Linked DNA regions of Homo sapiens: regions 1, 2, 4, 5 and 6 are each linked to region 3. A link is a contact called in ENCODE Hi-C or POLR2A ChIA-PET data. All regions are on one chromosome and are shown on one strand. Each heading gives the region's core, a stretch centred on a gene start or an enhancer-like site at or near the end of the contact. The rest is flanking DNA. Distances are from core to core; before and after follow the strand shown. Region 1 overlaps MAPK1IP1L (mitogen-activated protein kinase 1 interacting protein 1 like). Region 2 holds the start of MAPK1IP1L (mitogen-activated protein kinase 1 interacting protein 1 like). Region 3 overlaps LOC107984708 (a long non-coding RNA gene). Region 4 holds the start of SOCS4 (suppressor of cytokine signaling 4). Region 5 overlaps ATG14 (autophagy related 14). Region 6 overlaps FBXO34 (F-box protein 34).

Region 1 (3,317 bases), core at 658-3,157, 140 kb before region 3:
GAAAGTATTCACCTAAAGTGGAGTTATGAAATGGATGGTGAAATAATAAGACCATTCTGGAGCAGGGCCAGTTTCTTTTTTTCCTGTTGTGAGATGACATTGCTCTGACAAACATGCTATCGTGGGTTACCTGACCCAGGCAAGTCCTTTTTTATCACCGTATTAATACTCTTAGCACCAATCCTTTTGCAACTGATCTCCAAAGCAAAATAGAATTCTAAATCTTAGCTCACTTATTTTAAATAAGGCATGCAATAGAATTCGAGTGCCAGGAGAGGATTTGGGTCATCTCATAGAGCTTATTCCTGTGGCTTTTACTTATTTTTGGGACAGTCTCACTCTGTCGCCCAGGCTGGAGTGCAGTGATGCAATCTCTGCTCACTGCAACCTCCGCCTCCCGAGTTCAAGCGATTCTCCTGCCTCAGCCTCCCAAGTGGTTGGAATTACAGGTGCACACCACCAGTCCTAGCTAGTTTTTGTATTTTTACTAGAAATGGGGTTTTGCCATGTTGACCAGGCTGGTCTCAAACTCCTGACCTCAGGTGATTCGCCTGCCTCAGCCTCCCAAAGTGCTGGGATTACAGGCTTGAGCCACCATGCCTGGCCCTCGTGGCACTTAAACTTTTTTCTCTCATTTGGGAAAATTGATTTTCCCAGTGCTGAGGAGAGGACCAAGTAGAGCTTATAACGCTTAGTCTCTCCCTGCTTTCCCTAGAGCAGTTCCACTCTGCACTTCGTGTATTTTCCTTACTGATAAGTTGCTTCAGGAAGGGGACAGATTTGCTGCTTTTAAATTTTAAAAAACTACCATTATAAATGACCATGTCTGCTACTTGAGGTTTATTTAGATCATAGTCAGAGGTTCCCAAGTGTAATAGAATTGGGTCATATGGGATTCTAAGCCATACTTAGTTTTACGTAAGAAAAGAGGAAATAGAACATTTTAAGTTTTGCTCTGATTATGTTTTATGTCAGAGCTTGTCGTTTTATTTAATGGTCATATAGTCTAGCTTTCCTTAAAGATACGTAGATTTAAAAGCCACTTTAGAGATAAGGAAACCAAGTTTAAAAGAGATACGCAGTGACTCATGCCTGTGTAATCCCAACACTTTGAAAGGCCAGGGCAGGAGGATCATTTGAAGCCAGGAGTTTGAGACCAGCCTGGACAACATAGCAAGACCCCATCTCCACAAGCCAAAATTGAAGAATTAGCCAGGTGTGGTGGCATGTGCCTCTAGTCCCAGCTACTCAGGAGGCCAAGGTGGCAGGATCACTTGAGCCCCGGAGTTAGAGGCTACACTGCACTCCAGCCTGGACGACAGAGCAAGATCCTGTTTAGAGGTTAAATTCCCAGAGTCATACCACATAAATAATGAACCAGTGCTTCTGTTATCAAGGCTTAGAGTTTATCCACTAGGTTCTATTTTTTTTGTTCAGGCATCTAGTACTGCAGTTCTTCCAAAACTATCTGGACAATCAAATCTATCTAAATTGAATGTTATGTAGCAGACCTCTCACACTTCATTTAGTGAGTTTCATCGGATATTCAGTTAAAAAAAAAAAAAAAAGCTAATGGTTATGTTTGAAATGCATGGTTTTGTGAATAATCACAGTTCTTCAAGTGCTAACCTAGAACTTGAGTTGTGTTTTCATAAAGGCAAATGTTCAAAGGTATAGCAGTTAAGAGTGGGTTTAAAATGTGAATGAGAGAATTAAGGTAGTGGATGATCAAACCACTAGTTCCAGGTCCAGCCTTTGCAGTTACCAGTCATTGGAGACATGGATATCCAGCTACCCTGCAGTGGCACACACTAGGCCAAGGCTGTCAGAGCAGCTGAGACAGAAGAGGTCTCTGTTAGCAGTGGATGGGCAGCCAAGATGTACAGGAACTGCACAGAGTGTGGAAGAGTCAGAGTGAGGTTCTGCCAAGCACGGCATGACAGTTCTTTTTTTAAACGTGCCAATGCAGGACATGCTAAGTTAAAATATCTTAACTGTTGCTTAGTTACTGCAACACACAAAAACCCCAAGTACTAAGCTTAATGAATCACCTGCGTCCTTTCTTGAATGCTCAAATCTACAAAAAGACTAAACTGCATGACTAACGATTAGGACTCTTACTTGGGCTTTTTATAGAAGTGGAATGAAGAGGACTTGTGCGAACTAGGAAAAGCAGCTTCCCAGCATAAGATTTCTCGTCTGAAAGGGGTAATAAGTCTCCACCTTCGATGCCTCTGTGATCAAATTCTAAAGGGCAGCCCTTCATGGTTCAGCGAGCAACACAATTGCTGGGGATTCACAGGGCAGAGTTGGTATTTTTATTTTTTACTTTTCTTTTTAAATCAGTGTTGGGTCACGAATTTGTTTTTTAGGGTTTTTATTTTAAGCTTTGAGCTCAGCTCTGGTGTGTGATTTACGGCAACTGATTAGCTTCCTGTGCTCACTTCCCTTACCTATAAACATAATAATGCTCAAAGTACCATGAGGGAAAAAACATTCTTCATTCCCTCTAGCTAGAGATCCACTAGGTATGTTAGCATACCCCAAACAATGCACATCTAATATAGTAGCTCTATATGAATATTCCTTTTTTAAAAATCAGATTATCACCCAGGCGTGGTGGCTCATGCCTATAATCCCAGCTACTTGGGAGGCTGAGGTGGGAGGATCACATGAGCCCAAGAAGCAGACGTAGCAGTGAGCCATGATGGCACCACGCCTGAGTGACAGAGTAAGACCCTGTCTCAAAAAAATAAAAATTAGGTGATCAACATTAAGGATTAAATGTTACACAATGTGATTAGCTCTTACCTCACATGCCGGGGGGAGCAGGGAGTACACAATGTGATCCTAATATTTATTAACCACCAACCTTGTGCTCTAAGCAAGTGGTTATATGTCCCAGTTGGATATATGGCCTGGAATCATTCTGGTTCCTGTTTGCCAGGTATAATTTTTTTTTTTTTTTTTTTTTTGAGACAGAGTTTTGCTTTTTCCCTCCAGGCTGAAATGCAATGGCATGATCTCGGCTCACTGCAACCTCCGCCTCCTGGGTTCAAGCGATTCTCCTGCCTCAGCCTCCCAAGTAGCTGGGATTACAAGTGCCCACCACCACACCCAGCTGGTTTTTGTATTTTTAGTAGAGACAGGGTTTCACCATGTTGGCCAGGCTGGTCTCGAACTCCTGACCTCAGGTGATCCACCCACCTTGGCCTCCCAAAGTGCTGGGACTACAGGCGTGAGCCACCACGCCCAGACTCCAGGTATAATTATTAAAGCACCTCCCTTGCATCCACAAAAGTGTCCTGGTGTTTGTG
Region 2 (3,232 bases), core at 197-2,696, 160 kb before region 3:
CGTGTAATTTTCCATAGGCCTGTGTGCCCTTACCCAAAAATAAGACTCTCGGCTTAGGTATTTGAAGTTCCTCTGTTGCCCCTTTTTCAGTGTGAGAATTGTGTGTGCTGTGGAAAACATCCAGGGATGTCTTCCTTTAAACAAGTTCATGGTTAAATGGCCACCCACTCACTCACTAATGCCTTACACAAAGCAAGATGCAAGTGTACCACATACTTTTAGGATATTTTTATATCTTAAAAAATGTATATTGGCCGGGCACAGTGGCTCACGCCTGTAATCCCAGCACTTTGCCGAGGAGGGCGGATCACAAGATCAAGAGATCGAGACCATCCTGGCCAACGTGGTGAAACCTCGTCTCTAAATACAAAAATTAGCTGGGCAAGGTAGCGCGCGCCTGTAGTTCCGGCTACTTGGGAGGCTGAGGCAGGAGAATCGCTTGAACCCGGGAGGCGGAGGTTGCAGTGAGCCGAGATCGCACCGCGCCACTGCACTCCAGCCTGGCGACAGAGCAAGACTCCGTCTCAAAAAAAAAAAAAAAGTATATTGCATATATGTATATATTTTGCACACCATATAATTATCACGACATCTTTATTGCTAGTTAGTAGGTTCCTTGACTGGGGTCATGTCATCTGTGCCTGACACAGGAGGTAATGTTTATTCAGAAATGAAGATGGCGGCTGGGCACGGTGGCTCACACCTGTAATACCAGCTCTTTGGGAGGCCGAAGCGGGCAGATCGCTTGAGGCTAGCAGGGTGAGACCCCATCTCTATCAAAAACACAAAAATAAGCCGGATGTGGTGGCACATGCCTGCAGTCTCAGCTACTCGGAGGCTAAGATGGGAGGATTGCTTGAGACCAGCAGGCAGAGGTTGCAGTGAGCCGAGATCGCGCCACTGCACTCCAGCGTGTGTGACAGAGGCCCTGTCTCAAAAACAACAAAAAAGAACATGGGAGAAGAGGCATTGATGAGGAAAAATCTACAAAGAAAGCAAATATCAATTTGTCAAGCTATTTGCAAACGTCTTCCCTTTCCTGTATTAATATTTTCCCTCTCCCCACTTTTGGCCCGAGGATCTGAGTCCTCGGGTCAGGCCGAAATCAGACCGCGTCCATACCCAGCCTCCTTCGAGGCCTAGCTGTAAAAACCGCTGAGCAAAAGGAATCCAGAATCAGCCCTCAAGCAACTCAAGACAAGTTAGCAATTTCCGCCGGGAAGCCGTGAACATCGGCAGCCACTGGCGTTTCCTCCGAGTCCTCGGAACTCCGGAAACTCTGGGAGCTTTTAGCCCGCCCACCAGGGGAAAGCGGCCCGGAGCCGGCGCCAGGTGGAGCCCATCCCCCTAGGCCTGGCGGGCCGCAGTACCGCCAGGGGCCTGCGGGAGGCGCACGCGGCGCGGCCTGAGGGGAGGGGGAGAACGGGCGGAGGCGGTGCGCTCGGCGCTTCCTGTTCCGGCGCCAGGAGGAGCCGCGCGCTGCTGGTGCTGTTGCCGCCGCTGCTCTAGCTGCCGTCAGTCAGGCTGCGCCCGCGTCTTCAGGGCCCAGTCCCTCGGACCCATCGCCGCTTCTAGACCCTACTGCGGTCTCGGATATTGCCGGGTGAGGCTGCTTCGGTACTAGTGGGAGTCGTGAAGGGGAATCGGGGAGCTGGGGTTGCGGAGCCCGCGGGCGCGGCCAAGCGGGAAGCGGGCGCGGTGACCGAGGTGCATCGAGTCACGTCCAGTGCTCGGGCCGTGGTCGCCTGCCTGGCACCAGGACTAAGCGTTTCTATCGGTCGCCTTCCTCCACGCTGCGGGCTGCCTGGGGATCGCCCCCCAGGGAGAAGGTGTCGGAGGCCGCTGACGTCGCGCCCGACGGGTTTCTGGGCGCCTGACGTCAGGTCTGGCTGCGGGGCGGGGCGGGCGCGGGCCGGCCCCTCCCCCACCCCTTCCCGGCGGGCGCGACCCGCTAGGAGGCCGGTTCGCTCCGGTTGATCCCGGACTCCCTTTGTTCGTGCGTCCCTAAACGGCTGCCGGCCTCGCGCCCCTTGGCCCCGATTTCCCCTCTACCCCCACCCTATTACACTCATTCATTAATTTTTAATAAAAAGGGAAAGGCCTGAAAAGATTCTTACAAGAGTCTCGGGCGCTTGTTAATCCGCAGTGTGACAACGTTCTGGTTATGACTTACTAGAGGAATTGCTCACGGATACATTAGATGAATACCCAGGGCAAACCACGAGAAGGGCAGAATTCAGTGATCTCCTTTTTTAGGACTGAGGAGCACATACCTGCGATAGCGTATGCATAGCTGGACCGTTTTCCTCTTTACCTTGAAAAGCAAGAGTACAGCTTTTAATAGGTAAAGATTCCAGTGTTAAAGCATGAAGCCAGGCTCACTCGACCGCAAGAATTTTTTTTAGTTTTACTACTAGAGAAATACACACCTGGGGGTTGTAAAGGTCTGTTTCGAAAAGGAACCCTCATTACAGGCAAAGGTAGCCTTCAGAAACATTTCATAAGTTCTTTGTTCACTGGTGTTCTTTGGGGGAAGAATAGAAATTTTTCATGCTGGCATCTCTGAGCCCACAATGCAAAGCGAGTTTGCTTCAGAAACTTGGAGTGAATTGCAAATATTGGAATGTTCTTTTCCTCACTCCAGGCGGAATGGGTAAAATCCATCCCCAGTCTCTTAACTGAAACTTTTGAAGCTAGTGTGTTTTGAATTCAAAAATACTTGGATTTTATCTTCATCTTTTTAGAAAGTCATGTTAGACGAGAGATAACACCCCCAGCAGAGTGGGGCACCCCATAATCCAACATTAATATTTGCAGCAATAGATGTGAACATTCATTCTAAGTGGGGGCGAATAGAAACTATAAATAGCTTCAGGTCACATTTTGCCACCATGTAAGTTTTGTGCCAAACTAGGGCAGATAAAGATTTATGGACCTAAAAGTAGGCATCATAAAAGCTAATATTTGTTGAGGTTTTGCTATATTCCAGGCAGCGACTAAGAGATTTGTTTATTAAAAGTTTTACAGCAAATCTATGATGTGGGTACGATTCCGATCTTCCTTTGCCTCAAGTTTGGAGAGTTGGACTTGTCAACTCTGGCCGAACCAACCAGTGAAGAGCTGCAGTTATAGCTAGATAATCATACTTTAACGTTTACTTTTTTACCTATAAGCTAGATGTCCACATACAAAGAAAAGAGAATTTGGTATTTGTTTTCCACCCAAGCACTAT
Region 3 (3,610 bases), core at 909-3,408:
TACTAAAAATACAAAAAATTAGGTGGGCGTGGTGGCGGGCGCCTGTAGTCCCAGCTACTCGGGAGGCTGAGGCAGGAGAATGGTGTGAACCCAGGAGGCAGAGCTTGCAGTGAGCTGAGATCGCGCCACTGTACTCCAGCCTGGGCTACACAGCAAGACTCCGTCTCAAAAAAAAAAAAAAAAAAATCCAGTGTACAATTTAAGATATATTGTTATTGTTATGTAGCTGTTATAGATTGCCATAATTCTAAAGGGAATTACAGTAATTTATAGTCAGAATACAGTTTATAATGAAAATATACCAGTAAGTTCAAAGATTTGAATAAACTAGTTGCATGTAATTTTATTCTTTCTTTCTTTCTTTCTTTCTTTCTTTCTTTCTTTCTTTCTTTCTTTCTTTCTTTCTTTCTCTTTCCTCCTTTCTTCCTTTCTTTCTCCCTTTTATTTTTTTCGGGGTTTTGCCATGTTGCCCAGGCTGATCTTGAACTCCTGAGCTCGGGCAATCCACCTACCTTGGCCTCCCAGAGTGATGGGGCTACAGGCATGAGCGAGCCCATCAGGCCTATTCTCATGCTTTCTATACATTACCAGCCTCAAGACATTTTACAGCTAGTGGCTAATAATACTTGAAATATCTGCCAACCTAAAATGCAAGGAAAATTAACATAGGCTGTTGTATAGTAGACCATGACATATAAATGGAGATGCAAACCCAGTGCTGAAGCTGTGTCTAAAACAGAATAATAAGATACTCCTGGATTTCTGAAGCTATTTAACTACCCCATTCTCTTCACAAAGCAGAAAGGAAAATAACACTGACAGATGGTACCCAGTGCTACAAAAGACAACAATACTGTCTATTCTAAACAGATACAAAGTAGTGATTTCACGTTTTAAAAAAGACACCAAGAACAGTTTTCACCATTGCTTTTGACCAACTCCTTCTTATCTGCCCTTCAGATAAGGACCCCTTTTATCTGCCCTTCAGAGTGATACCCAAATTCCAGCTCATGGAAAGCCGGTAGTAATCTGGACTCCATCTTCCTCTGAAGCTTTATTTCCTAGTAGTTACTCTCCTGTTGGCCATGTTCTAACCACATTGAGCTTCTTTCTGTCTGCTTATGGACAAGTCAAGTTTCCATTCCCCATACCTTTCTCATGATGTTCATTCTACTTGAAGAGTCATTCCTCCCTCTTGTTGCCTTACACACACTTACTCTTTTTCAAGACTGAATCCGAATAATATCTTTTTGGGGAAAGTCTTACACAAAGAATCAACATTGACCTTTCCAATGTTTAAGAAATATGTTGTGCCTTTATTACCATTGGATTGTGCCATATTTCAGAGATTAAAGTTGGCCTGCTGGGCTTGAACACCATGACTTTTACAAAAATCCTGTGTTTAAATAAAATTCATATTGATGTAGGATTTTTTACTCCTTAGCTCAGCTAGATCCGAGTTATTGTCTCATGACCAGGAAAAATTAGGCACGGGAACATCAAAGAGTGAGTGGAATAGAATTTATTAAGCGAAAAGGAATGATCTCAGCAAAAAGAGCGGTCCTGAAAGCAGGTTGCTGGTTGTCTTCCTTCATAGTTGAACACAAGGGCTTCTATATCCGCTGATGGGGCTGGGTTCCCTATTTGCATAGGGCATCAATTCTTGGTTGGCTCCACCCCATCTTTCCAGTGCGCGTGCGGGTCCTTAGTCTGAGCCACTCCACATTGATTTATTTCCTTACTGCGCATGTGTTAAGGGACGGAATTTTTCATTGCGGGCATGTTTGGGCAAGCCTTCTGTGCACAATGAGCTTGGCGGGTCGGGGGTTCTCCAGGGACCCTCCCCTATCTGCCTAGGAGAGTTCTCTGCCTCCTGCCTCTATCAGTATTCTCATGTCAATGCCAGGCTGCAATCATTTTTTTCTTTATATGCTAAATATACAAGTAGAAAATTATAGAATCAATTTAACTGTAAACATGTAATGTCATTATGTACATGATCTTAAATTATCCTTTTGGAAGATAAGTCTTTTTCTTTTTTAGTAGAAATATTAGGTCCTCTGTTTTCATTGTTAACCACATCAGAATCTGTATTATTACTTTTTATTTTGGAAATCAATTGCAGTACAGCAGGCTTACCATATGGTGGCACCCAAAAGCCCAGAAACCAACATCATGCGGCCCAGTATTAGACATGTGTTCAAAAATGTAGGCAGTCAGCTTTCTAGTAGGTAGCAACAGGAAATAAAGCGTCGTAAGACAGTCATCTTAAGAGGGTGCTGGAAATGTTCTACATTTTTATCTGGGTGGTGATTACATAGGTGTATATGTAAAAATTCATAAAGCTGTATTTTTATTTGTTCATTTTATTATTTGTATGTTGCACAACAATAAAAAAATTTAGGCTGGGCACAGTGGTTCACTCCTGCAATCCCAGCACTTTGGGAGGCCGAAGCGGGCGGATCACTTGAGTCAGGAGTTTGAGACCAGCCTGGCCAACATGGTGAAACCCCGTCTCCACTAAAAATACAAAAATTAGCCGGACGTGGTGGCGCGTGCCTGTAATCCCAGCTAGTCAGTAGGCTGAGGCACTAGGATCGCTTGAACCCGGGAGGCAGAGGTTGCAGTGAGCCGAGATCATGCCATTGCAGTCCAGCCTGGGCGACAGAGCAAGACTCTGTCTCAAAAAAAAAAAAAAAAAAAAAAAAAAAAATTAAATGACTATAAATGAGAACCATTTTATATAAGCCATCTTAAATTTTTCCCTATTAATGAAAACAATAACAACAGATTTTAGAGAGTACTAAATATTAGCAATTTTCCTGCATAGTATGAAACTATTTTATGATAGTTATTTTATTATTTTATTTTTTCTTTTATTATTCCCATTTTACACATGATATAGTTATTTGGGCTCATTTCTATACATTTAAAACATTAAAAAATTGTCAGTTTAAGTTAAAACTGTACCATCAGCGCATAACAGTACAATGGATGAATAAATTATGGGCACAATCACATATTGGAACATTTTTATACAAAAGAAGAATTAAAGAACCACAGCTGCATGCATTGACATGGATAAACTGCCAGGCACGGTAGCCCATGCATGTAATCCCAACACTTTGGGTGGCTGAGGTGGGAGGATTGCTTGAGCCCAGGAGTTTAAGACCACCCTGGGCAACCTAGTGAGACCCTGTCTCTAAAAAAAAAAAAAAAAATTAGCCAGGTGTGGTGGCATGTGCCTGTGGTTCCAGCTACTCTGCAGGTTGAGATAGTAGGATCACTTGAGCCTGGGAGGTTGAGGCTGCAGTAAGCGGTAATCATACTGCAGTACTCCAGCCTGCGCAACAGAGTGAAACCACGTCTCAAAAAAAAAGGACACGTTTTATAAACACAGTGTTGGGTGAAAGAAACAAGTCACAAAGATCACTTACATAGAAACTTTTGTATAAAGTTCAAAAATAGTCAAAATGAACTATATTGTTTATGGATGCATATATAGGTGGCAAGCCTAAAGAAACACCAGACAGAATGATTATCATAAAAGTCAGGATAGTGGTTACCCCTTAAGGGGAAGGAGAATGATGCCATCCGAGGAGAGGAACAC
Region 4 (3,631 bases), core at 701-3,200, 190 kb before region 3:
CCCTGACACATCCCCCTCTTCGAGAAACACCCACAAATGATGAATAAATACTAAGGGAACTCAGAGGCTGGCGGGATCCTCCATATGCTGAACGCTGGTTCCCCGGGTCCCCTTATTTCTTTCTCTATACTTAGTCTCTGTGTCTTTTTCTTTCCTAAGTCTCTCGTTCCACCTTACGAGAAACACCCACAAGTGTGGAGGGGCAACCCGCCCCTACACAAACTAATACAGGTATCTTCTAACAGTCTTTCTGCATCCATGAGTGCTCCTTTTCCAATTCATCCTCCATGCATTTTCTCAAAAACAAACCTGATCACATCTCTCTGCTTCAAGCCTTTAATACCTTCTCAGTGCTTTTAGGATAAAACGAGATTCCTTAATAAAGTCCAGAAGGTCTTGGATAGGACATCCATTGCCTAACTTCACAGATTCATCTCTCACTAAACTCTGCATCACTCTCCACATTTTAGTAAGGCTAGTTTTCCTTCAGTTCTTTGAGCATACCATGATCCCTGGCCCCATTGGGCCTTTACACACAGTATTGCCTCTGCTTACTATGCCAACATCACCACCCCACCGCCACCACCACTCATCTCTTTATACTGCTTAATGCCTGCTCCGTCTTCAGATGGCGTCTCAAGAAACACTTGTCCAAAGAAGCCTTCCCTGACTCCTTTAACTAGATGAGCTTCTCCTCATACATGTTTATCACTGCACATATTACTTGTTTCTAAATACACATTTATTTTTGTGATTAATTTGTGTTCAATGCCTGTCAATCCAAAAAGACCTTAAGCTCAAAGGAGGAAAAGACTGTGTCTGGTTCGCTCTATTCTATCTGTAGTCCCCAGCAAAAGAGACACACAAGTATTTTTTCAATGAATCAATCAACATAGAAGCGACAGTGGAAGCCGTGCAATCGAGCAGTAGTGCGTAAGAATGGGACTTGGAAAGATAAAAGGGACCAGAATAACCGTAGGAAAATATTATAGTTTAGGAATCAGAGGAAAAAATTGTTTTAAGCCGTCAAAAAGTTAAAAAAAAATAAGCAAAAAGGGAAATAGCATCACTAAAGGCATGGAAGGATATCATTCCAAACAGAACAGGCCACTGAATTTGACAAGTAGGCAGTAACTAGTGATCTGACAAAATTAATAATGTAAGATGCAGGGAAGGGGAAAATATATGGAGAGAAGCTCGCATCTTTCCAACTCCTCTGGAAGTACGATTATAACTTTGTCGATATACTACAACTACCATGACGGCCCGAATCAAACAATAATCTAAAGAAATATGTGTGCCATTTTAGATTTCAACATTATTCCTCTATCCGCATGAGTCATTTTTAGCTGACTGCACATATAAAGTTTAAGGATAAATGTTTTAACATTTGCACCTAAAACGTTGTTTCTCAAAGAACCTTACCTCCCAGAATCATCAAAACAGACCTCCGTGTGTCCCTCTGTATGCCCATATCTCATTGGCTTCCGTGTGGCAGGCATGTTTTCCTTTACCTATCTGAAAATGTTTTATAAAAGCCAGTCTTATTATTTCAAAAGAGAAAAGCAGCGAGGCTAGGGATAGGAAGAGAGCTTAGTCTCCTCTAGGGCCCGTTCTCCGCAGCCCGGTTTCCCCCACCCGAGTGACACCAGCGGGATAAGGCAGAGGGTCTGTCAGACAATAAGCCGGAAAGGGAACACGCATCTCCTTGGTGGACGCGGGCAGCCGGAGTGGGGACTCACCCGGGTGACCGAGCCTCCGCCACTGAGGATCCACAAGAGCTGCTTCCCGCGCTTCGGCTCGCTCACCACACTGCGCCTGCGCCGACCCGCCCACGCCCAGCGCAGGTCCCGACAGAGGTCGCCGGGTGGTGGCGTCAGCTGCGGCGCCCTCCGCGTGGAAATTAGCCGGTTGCCCGGGCAAATCAGGGAGGAAGGGAGGGAGCTGAACACGGAAGTGGTGGCGGCGCCCAGGGAACCGGCGGAGGCGATGACCGTGACGGCTGGGTTGGGACCGGAACGCCGAAGCGGGGTTGGGGGTGGCAGAAAAGCATCTGCTTTGTAAGACCTACACGAGGTGCAGGAGTGGTTGGGCCTCCCCTCTCCACTTAAGCAAGCGCCCAGACTGATGGCGATGGTGATGGCAGCAGTTACTCGCACAACCCCAGTTAAGCTGCGCTCCGGGAGGTGAGTGGGGGAAGGGTGGCCGCTGCCTGGCCTCGCAGGCCGGGGTCTTGTTCCTGCCCTCCAGGCTCTCCTCCCAGGAAACAATATCCGGATCCCTAAAAGGATCCGGTCTCTTTCTTGGGGCCCAGTTAGCAGACAGATCTTTGAGCATCTTCTCTGGAAAAGAAGGCGAGATCTTCTAGAGCCTCTAATCTTGGCATCCTTCGTGCCCTCACCTTGTCGCTTCTGTAGAGATAAAGAAGGAATGACTTAATTTCTGTTCCGGTTGGTTCTCTTGGTACCTGAAGGTATAATTAATTAATGCTCAATTAATGCTTATTCTTTGCGACTCTATATATCCGTTATGAAGAAAGTAACTTGTGTTCTCTATTCAGATCCCACCTAAAGTTTACTGAAGTGAATATTTATAACCAAAAGAAGAGTTATAACTTAGTAGCCTTGAGCACTTACATTTGATCCATGCAATATCTGCTAAAGTCTTGGCCACTAAGTTTAAGTTTATGCTTTTCTTGTATCTTCATTCTCCATATTGGTACAGCAGCCTGTGATGAAAACCTTCAGAATGATATTCTTTCATTTGTACTTATCTTTGAGAATTTTTCTGCGTTTTTGTGATACCTTCCAGTATCAATCACATTTATTTTATTACCTGAGACGTTTTTCTGTTGAAGAGGTTTCCCTATTGTTTTTTTCAATCTAGTTCCATTGTGAAAAGTTGCAAACACACAGGCAAACCGTCGTGTTCTTACCGTGGGTGGCATTGTGTGAGGCGTTGTTTTTAGTACTAGAGCTCCAGATAGCCTTGCTAGACGCTGAGGTTTGTATATGAATGAAGAGGAAGAATGATTGGCTTAAAAACAACTTGGGATTTGTGGAAAAATAACCCACTGTTGATCTCCCGAAAGAGCAGTGGTACCAGAGATGATGCTTTCTGAGTGACCTAATTTTTTTTTTTTGGAGATCATTTGTTTTTTGGATAGACTGGCTTATAAATTTTTTCGTTCAAGTAACAATATCATTGGCTAGAGTACATAGAGTTCAAGATGAACTCTCATAATATTCGTCTCTATGTTGAATAAAGCGTGGTGAGATTTCTGGTTAGTACTATTCAGAGCTCAGCATAAGAAGAATCTGCAAATTGGAACAAGTTATAGCTACAAAATGCCTTCACTATAATATCTGTAATACCCATGAGACTATGATTGATGTCCACACATCTGTCATTTTCTCTTATCAATCAAGCCATTTGATTCATAGGTTAAAGAACAATTTTCTTTGCAGATTTTGCATGTATGGTAAAAGCTTGAGCCTCCGAGTTTAACAGTCCTGGGTTTTAATTCTAACTGACACATTGTGTGACCTTGAATATGTTCCTTTACTGAAAATCGAATTCCTCATCTCTAAAATGGAGATGACACCTACCTCCGTCGCATTGTTAGAGTATA
Region 5 (3,290 bases), core at 662-3,161, 190 kb after region 3:
ATTCTGATACAGGTAATGTGCAGACCATATGTTGTAAAATACTGATATGGACAAAAGAAGAATGGTAAATGGAAGCAGTAATGTCCTATGGGAGCCACCAGCACTAATTTAAGTCTACTAATCATGCTGACTGTCCTGGACCCACACATCAATTATCAGTGCCAGGGATTTGATTCACTGAGTATCTACTGTATACCACACACCGGATCTGAGGCCAGTATTTTCTAGAAACTTGGTAACTTCTCCTGCTTTACCTCTCCCACATGCACTCCTTTCCTACACTTTAAGAGGTTGTATCCTAAATTCAGTAAGTTAGCAATCCGTATATCTGCATACCACAGCACTGAATTCAACCAAATGTTGACTAGATCACCTCCACAAATTAAAAGACAAAACAAAACACTCACTCTTTCTGAAATTCTTCTTGCTTGCTCTTAAGTCGGCTTAACCTTTCCTTCTTGTCGATAAACCTGTAACAAAAAAATTCAATGTCTTATTTAAATGGTCATTTTTTCAGTTCAATGAGACTATGCAAATTCCCAAGAACCAATCATTCTGCAGAGTCATGTGAAAATGTCATTGTCCTGATAGTAAATACACGTCTTCTCAACGGGGTGCACACAACTGCTAACCATTTGGTTCTTTTAAAACTAAGCTCAAATCCTCAACTTTAAAATTATTTCCTGTGTTTATAAAATATGTCTATAGATATCTTCCGCCCAGATTAAATTATTTGTCAAAACAGGCACATCAGAACACTAAAGTGAATTTGAATTCAAGGAAATTGATGCTTTCACTAGAAAACAAATTTTAATTACTAATCTGGATTCAATCCTGCTCTCTCCTATAAACTGATTCCTTATAATAAATTTTTAAAAATTGTAGACTTTTTTTCACTAATTTTATTGCTAGTTATCATAGGCTAAAAAATTACTTGTAAAAGTTATCAAAAAGAAGAGGTATCACATTGCAGTAATTCTTTTTTTTTTTTTTTTTTTTTTGAGATGGAGTCTCATTCTGTCACCCAGGCTGGGGTGTAGTGGTGCGATCTTGGCTCACTGCAAGCTCCGCCTCCTGGGCTCACGCCATTCTCCCGCCTCAGCCTCCCAAGCAGCTGGGACTACAGGCGCCTGCCACCATGCCCAGCTAATTTTGTTTTTGTATTTTTAGTAGAGACGGGGTTTCACTGTGTTAGCAAGGATGGTCTCGATCTCCTGACCTGGTGGTCTGCCCGCCTCTGCCTCCCAAAGTGCTGGGCTTACAGGTGTGAGCCACCGCGCCCAGCATAGTTATTATTTTCTATTTGCCAGTTTTCTATCTTTATTTTCTTCTTGCCAACTTACTTGGGTTTTTTGTTTTTGTTTTTGTTTTCTTTTTGCAGTTTAAGGTGATAACTCAGGTCAATTTTAAACTTCTATTCCTTTTAAATATAATCACATGAAGTTTAAAATCTCCTTCTATGCACTGTTATAGCTATATCCTAAGATTTGATATTGTGTATTTTCATTATCATTTAGTTTGAAACTTTTAATCTTCCATAAGAATCCTTCTTTTACCCATCCATTATTTAGAAGCATATTGTTTAATTTTCAGATATACAGGCTTTTCTAGGTAGCTTACTGTTATTGTTTCTAATTTAATTCATTCTGATGTAGTTACAAAATATATTGTGTGATTTCGATCTTGTAACCTGAGACTGTCTTATGGCTTTGCATATGGTATGCCGTGGAGAAAGTTCCACGCGTACTTGAAATAACGTGTATTCTACAGCTGTTGGGCAGTGTTCTATAAATGTCTTCTAGATCTGTGCTGTTCAATGTGGTAGCCACCAGCCACACATGGCTACTGAGTGCCTAAGATGTGGCTTGCTGCTTAATAAGGGCATGGACAAAAAAAAAAAAATTGTATGACTAACATCATACAACTGACTGTGGAGTGAACGTGACCCACTGACCATTTTCAAGGGAACAGGGATAATGACTCATGCTGCAGTAACATGATGTGGTGTTCAAGAATAGGCTTTTGGCTATTTCCCAGCAAAAAGGAAAACAATTCAACAGGCCATAACAGACCTAAAAATATTCTGGACAAAGAAGTCTTTCTAAAATACTATTTCTGTAATCCCATGTTGGAAACATACCCCAAGATGTCTGCTTCTAAGAGGAATAAATAAAATGGTCTAATCATGACCCTAACAAATTTAATAGTCACTGAAAATGCACAATATACATTAAACAGAAAAAGCAAATAGGCAATATTATATGTGACAGAATTATATACTTATAATGTGACTATTTAAATTTAAATTAATTAAAATTATATTAAAAGTTCAGTTCCTCAGTTGTACTGCCATCCACATTCCAACAGCCACATATGACTTACCGGATGGTGTACATACAGAACATTCCCATCATTGTGGAAAGTTCTACTGAATAGCACTGTAATGTCCAGTAAGGTGGCAACAGCATGAACCAGTATTAGAAAACTCAGAAACCAATGTGGAATGTGGATGAACCCATAGATTCATCAGTCAGTCTATCAGGCATTTACTATGTACCTGCAACACAAAACAAGGCATCCTCCAGAATACTAAGAAATCTAATTATAAATTCTCCTGCAGTTGACTGTGAATTCTTGGACCTATCACTTGTTATATGCTTCTGTTTCCTTGTATCAAAAATGAGAGACTAATATAGTATTTACTTTTATATCAGTGAGACAACAGGGTGATTTATGTTCTGATAATTAGAAAATAATAAACTCACAAGTTAGCAATCTCAAACCATGCAAAGGACTGACAGGGAAAATCAAATCTTGACTTCAGAGGCCATAAAAGTTCTCCTTTGAGGTCTGTTGTAAAAATGCCACTTTGCTCTAAAACAAATTGGGAAGACAGACAACTGTGTCTAGCTTAATAGTGAGCTGGTTGATTTTCTTGGACTTTGTTAAAAACACAAAAGAAACAAACTCTTACAAATATACAGATGGCAGCAGGAATAACAAACAAAAGATAAGTCCTAGTGTATCAAATATTGAAAGGAATGGCAAAAACAGCAATTACTTTTGCACCAACCTAATACTTCATGAGTCACGTCCTCCTTCATGAAAGAAATCAAAAATAGGTGGTGTCAGTAAAGCAAAAGAGCAAATGATACCAAACCACATGCGTGGGTCAGGGCTGCAACTGCTCACTCAGTCACTCATCCAGGCTCTGCAGTCTCCATCCCACCACTCACAGAAGGAGATAAAAAATTCATTCCACAAGTCTGTGCTTTCTCAATACAGCTTCC
Region 6 (3,555 bases), core at 529-3,028, 140 kb after region 3:
TCTGGGTAGCTCTATTTGTAAGACTATACAGTATAATGATAGAAAGCTATTAAAAATGTCACAGTGCAGAAAGGGGGAAGATCTCTACAGATGATTAGGCTATAAATTGCCAAAGATCAGAAAGACCCTGATAAGATCTGTTTCAAAGGTTTTGTTTGGTTGGTTGGTTGGGTTTGTTTGGTTGGGTTTTTTTGTTGTTGTTGTTTTTGGAGACAGGGTCTTGCTGTGTTGCCCAGGCTAGAGTATAGCAGTGTGATCATAGCTTACTGTAACCTTAAACTCTTGGGCTCAATAGATCCTTCTGCCTCAACCACCCCATTAGCTGAGACTACAGGCACGTGCCGTCACACCTGGCTAATTAAAAAAAAATTTTTTTTAGAGATGAGGTCTTGCCGCGTTGCCCAGGCTTTCCTAGTTGAAGCATACATCTTGGACAGCTCAGTGTATTCATCCTCGTTTGCTCCACATTTACTGAGTGCCTGCCATATGGCAGCCTCTATGGTAACTGTTTTCAGATACCAGTTTTAATCACTAGGAATAAACTTGGTCCCAAACTCCTGGCCTCAAAGGGTCCTCCCACCTATGCCTCCCAAAGCACTGGGATTATAGGTGTGAGCCACCATGCCTGGCTCCTATTTCAGGGGTAACTTTTAAAAAACACTTTGTATGCTTTAAATGCAAAATTTCTCTTTATCTGGCTAGAAGATATCAATATCCATAATTCTTTTATCTGAGACTAGAATGTAGGATTTAAAAGTTGAAGGTGAAAGGTAAACTTGTTCCAGACGATCACTTTCATTCTTGGTGATTAAAACTGATAACCTGAAATCAGTTACCACAGAGGCTGCCATATGGCAGGTACCCAGTAAATGTGGAGCAAAGGAGGATGAATATACTGAGCTGTCTGAGATGTATGTGTTCAGCTGCTGTCCCAGTGAGCAAGAGTAGGTGAAACTTCACGTGCTTAGACCTGTAGGTACTATTGCCTCACTCCCACCAAACTGGGACTGCAGATCTTTAGTTTCTAGGTTTATTTTGCAGGAGTCCAGCCATCCCTAGAAAACACTCTTTCCTCAATCCAGGGTGTTTTGTGTAGCAGTGGGCTGTTTTATGTAAATTGTACATTGACAAGTTCATTAGGTTATCTAGTATTTCAGCCCCTCAGTTAACATTTCAGCTGAGACCGAGAGAGGAAGTGACTTGCCCAAGGTAAAATCACCATGTCTAGATAATCACTGATATGGCAGGGACTGGAACACTAGTCTCTGCATGTAATCATCTTTTTGTCTCGTTTCTGAAATAGCTCCCATCTCTACCCCTGGCCAAGGACCAAAACAAGGCACCATCTTTCTGAACTAGTTTAAAATGGTTTTAGAATTAATAAGGACTGTAGGGTCTATATTTAAGATGGTTACAGGAAATTCGACAGTTAAATGTTTCTACACATAGATTATTTAGAAAATCAAGACTAATAGATGGGCAAAGTACACAGGAAGCAAATGAAAAATTGTAAACATCTAAATATTCAGTATTCAGTGGTATGGGAATAGTTTAGGAAGCAATAATTTTCTTTTTTTTTTTTTTTTTTGAGACAAAGTCTCGCTCTGTTGCCCAGGTTGGAGGGCAGTGGTGTGTGCGATCTTGGCTGCAGCCTCTGCCCCTAGGTTAAAGCAATTCTTGTGCCTCAGCCTCTCGAGTAGCTGGGATTACAGGCACGCCCCACTACGCCCGGCTGATTTTTGTACTTTTAGTAAAGACAGGGTTTTCCCATGTTGGCCGGGCTGGTCTTCAACTCCTGTCCCCACGTGATACGCCTGCCTTGTCCTCCCAAAGTGCTGGGATTACAGACGTCAGTCACCATGCCCGGCCAGGAAGCAATAATTTTGATGGGCTGTTTGCAACTAATAAAATGCGAATTGTGATGATTTAGAAAGGGTGTTTAAAAATCTAGTAGGGATCTTGGAGGAGTTCTTTTTATACTTTCCTTTCTTCTGTACTATGCCTAATACTTAGTTGTTTTCAGGAAGTTCAGATTTTTTTTTAATTTAAAAGGTTAAAGTTTACCAAATGTTAACTGAAGTCAGTTTCTGAAGTTCTTCAGTCAAAACCAATTTATTTTCTGTAAAAAAAAAAAAAAAGTACTACACACCATATAAACTGGTAGCTGTTTGTTATTCTTGATATGTGCAGTAAAAACTATCATGAGAGAGTTGGTAAAGATTTAATGAACTGGTAGAACATGTTTTTCTTAGTTGCTAAGAACCATCTGAGCTTAAATTTAAAAACATTTTTTTCTAAAAACAAAATTGGTTTCTGAATCAAATGTGTATTTCTTTCCTATAGGGGCTTTGTTATGCACCTAAAGCCATATTGGAAGCTCCAGAAGAAAGAGCACCCCCCGGAAGTCAGCAGGGAAACGCAGAGAACTCCTATGAACCACCAAAAGGCTGTAAATGATGAAACATGCAAAGCTAGCCACATAACATCAAGTGTCTTTCCTTCAGCCTCTCTCGGTAAAGCATCATCTCGAAAGCCATTTGGGATCCTTTCTCCAAATGTTCTGTGCAGTATGAGTGGGAAGAGTCCTGTAGAGAGCAGCTTGAATGTTAAAACCAAAAAGAATGCACCATCTGCAACGATCCACCAGGGCGAAGAAGAAGGACCACTTGATATCTGGGCTGTTGTGAAACCTGGAAATACCAAGGAAAAAATTGCATTCTTTGCATCCCACCAGTGTAGTAACAGGATAGGATCTATGAAAATAAAAAGTTCCTGGGATATTGATGGGAGAGCTACTAAGAGAAGGAAAAAATCAGGGGATCTTAAAAAAGCCAAGGTACAGGTGGAAAGGATGAGGGAGGTTAACAGCAGGTGCTACCAACCTGAGCCTTTTGCATGTGGCATTGAGCACTGTTCTGTGCACTATGTGAGTGACAGTGGGGATGGAGTCTATGCTGGGAGGCCTCTGTCAGTTATACAGATGGTTGCCTTCTTGGAGCAAAGAGCCAGTGCTCTGCTAGCTAGCTGTTCAAAAAACTGCACAAACTCACCTGCAATTGTGAGGTTTTCTGGCCAATCCAGAGGTGTGCCTGCAGTGTCTGAGTCCTATTCTGCCCCAGGAGCTTGTGAAGAACCCACAGAAAGGGGAAATCTTGAGGTTGGTGAACCACAGAGCGAACCAGTCCGTGTCCTTGACATGGTAGCCAAGTTGGAGTCTGAGTGCCTGAAGCGGCAGGGCCAGCGTGAGCCTGGGAGCCTCTCAAGGAATAACAGCTTCCGTCGAAATGTGGGCAGAGTATTGCTTGCAAATAGCACTCAGGCTGATGAAGGCAAAACAAAGAAAGGCGTCTTGGAGGCACCTGACACTCAGGTGAATCCTGTGGGGTCTGTATCTGTGGATTGTGGCCCTTCAAGAGCTGATCGTTGTTCTCCTAAGGAGGACCAGGCCTGGGACGGTGCTTCTCAGGACTGCCCCCCATTGCCAGCAGGAGTGAGTTTCCACATAGACAGTGCAGAGTTAGAGCCGGGTTCGCAAACTGCCGTGAAAAACAGCAA

The links. Hi-C counts contacts between places; a loop is a spot of excess contacts on that map. ChIA-PET counts read pairs that join two places held with the same protein, here RNA polymerase II (POLR2A). Pooled maps may share reads with other maps.
Region 1: a loop to region 3 is called in a pooled map, with 2.1 times the contacts of the local background. The contact joins two enhancer-like sites. A Hi-C loop is called at or near these places in 1 of 37 single-sample maps with no recorded cell type and 8 of 50 pooled maps. POLR2A ChIA-PET finds 5 or more read pairs at or near these places in 3 of 52 experiments (H1, MCF 10A and WTC11).
Region 2: a loop to region 3 is called in a map of naive thymus-derived CD4-positive, alpha-beta T cell, with 9 times the contacts of the local background. The contact joins the promoter of MAPK1IP1L here to the enhancer-like site in region 3. A Hi-C loop is called at or near these places in 1 of 168 maps with a recorded cell type or tissue (naive thymus-derived CD4-positive, alpha-beta T cell) and 6 of 50 pooled maps. POLR2A ChIA-PET finds 5 or more read pairs at or near these places in 8 of 52 experiments (CD8-positive, alpha-beta T cell, GM12878, WTC11 and 4 more).
Region 4: a loop to region 3 is called in a pooled map, with 5 times the contacts of the local background. The contact joins the promoter of SOCS4 here to the enhancer-like site in region 3. A Hi-C loop is called at or near these places in 5 of 50 pooled maps. POLR2A ChIA-PET finds 5 or more read pairs at or near these places in 2 of 52 experiments (activated CD4-positive, alpha-beta T cell and activated T-cell).
Region 5: a pooled map shows a loop between it and region 3 (2.2-fold over the local background). The contact joins two enhancer-like sites. A Hi-C loop is called at or near these places in 4 of 50 pooled maps. POLR2A ChIA-PET finds 5 or more read pairs at or near these places in 5 of 52 experiments (AG04449, H1, OCI-LY7 and 2 more).
Region 6: a map of heart right ventricle shows a loop between it and region 3 (9-fold over the local background). The contact joins two enhancer-like sites. A Hi-C loop is called at or near these places in 51 of 168 maps with a recorded cell type or tissue (A673, B cell, CD4-positive, alpha-beta T cell and 32 more), 34 of 37 single-sample maps with no recorded cell type and 46 of 50 pooled maps. POLR2A ChIA-PET finds 5 or more read pairs at or near these places in 4 of 52 experiments (CD4-positive, alpha-beta memory T cell, Caco-2, H1 and 1 more).

What each region holds. Positions count from the first base shown.
Region 1 is chr14:55,070,129-55,073,445 of GRCh38, forward strand. It overlaps MAPK1IP1L (mitogen-activated protein kinase 1 interacting protein 1 like), which reads left to right. Exons shown (of 4, transcript NM_144578.4): 4 at 1-66. Among named protein-coding and RNA genes, the nearest start is that of MAPK1IP1L, 20 kb to the left of the region's middle. RefSeq lists an enhancer at 2,086-2,205. Within about 2 kb of position 1,908, at least 14 of the 41 ENCODE cell types and tissues checked have a DNase peak (open chromatin) inside an H3K27ac peak, as active enhancers do.
Region 2 is chr14:55,050,201-55,053,432 of GRCh38, forward strand. MAPK1IP1L (mitogen-activated protein kinase 1 interacting protein 1 like) reads left to right here and starts at 1,447. Exons shown (of 4, transcript NM_144578.4): 1 at 1,447-1,603. RefSeq lists enhancers at 809-1,498, 1,038-1,237 and silencers at 1,268-1,507, 1,858-2,017.
Region 3 is chr14:55,211,098-55,214,707 of GRCh38, forward strand. All of the region lies in intron 2 of LOC107984708 (a long non-coding RNA gene), which reads left to right. Among named protein-coding and RNA genes, the nearest start is that of DLGAP5, 21 kb to the left of the region's middle. Within about 2 kb of position 2,159, at least 2 of the 41 ENCODE cell types and tissues checked have a DNase peak (open chromatin) inside an H3K27ac peak, as active enhancers do.
Region 4 is chr14:55,025,286-55,028,916 of GRCh38, forward strand. SOCS4 (suppressor of cytokine signaling 4) reads left to right here and starts at 1,951. Exons shown (of 3, transcript NM_199421.2): 1 at 1,951-2,186. WDHD1 (WD repeat and HMG-box DNA binding protein 1) reads right to left here and starts at 1,814. Exons shown (of 26, transcript NM_007086.4): 1 at 1,743-1,814; 2 at 1,426-1,518. The coding sequence starts at 1,502. RefSeq lists enhancers at 1,636-2,163, 2,164-2,690 and a silencer at 1,792-1,841.
Region 5 is chr14:55,396,965-55,400,254 of GRCh38, forward strand. ATG14 (autophagy related 14) reads right to left here. Exons shown (of 10, transcript NM_014924.5): 2 at 408-470. It also overlaps a transcript of FBXO34 not described here. Among named protein-coding and RNA genes, the nearest start is that of ATG14, 13 kb to the right of the region's middle. Within about 2 kb of position 1,912, at least 5 of the 41 ENCODE cell types and tissues checked have a DNase peak (open chromatin) inside an H3K27ac peak, as active enhancers do.
Region 6 is chr14:55,348,038-55,351,592 of GRCh38, forward strand. It overlaps FBXO34 (F-box protein 34), which reads left to right. Exons shown (of 2, transcript NM_017943.4): 2 at 2,344-3,555. The coding sequence starts at 2,354. Among named protein-coding and RNA genes, the nearest start is that of ATG14, 62 kb to the right of the region's middle. RefSeq lists a silencer at 1,575-1,624. Within about 2 kb of position 1,779, at least 2 of the 41 ENCODE cell types and tissues checked have a DNase peak (open chromatin) inside an H3K27ac peak, as active enhancers do.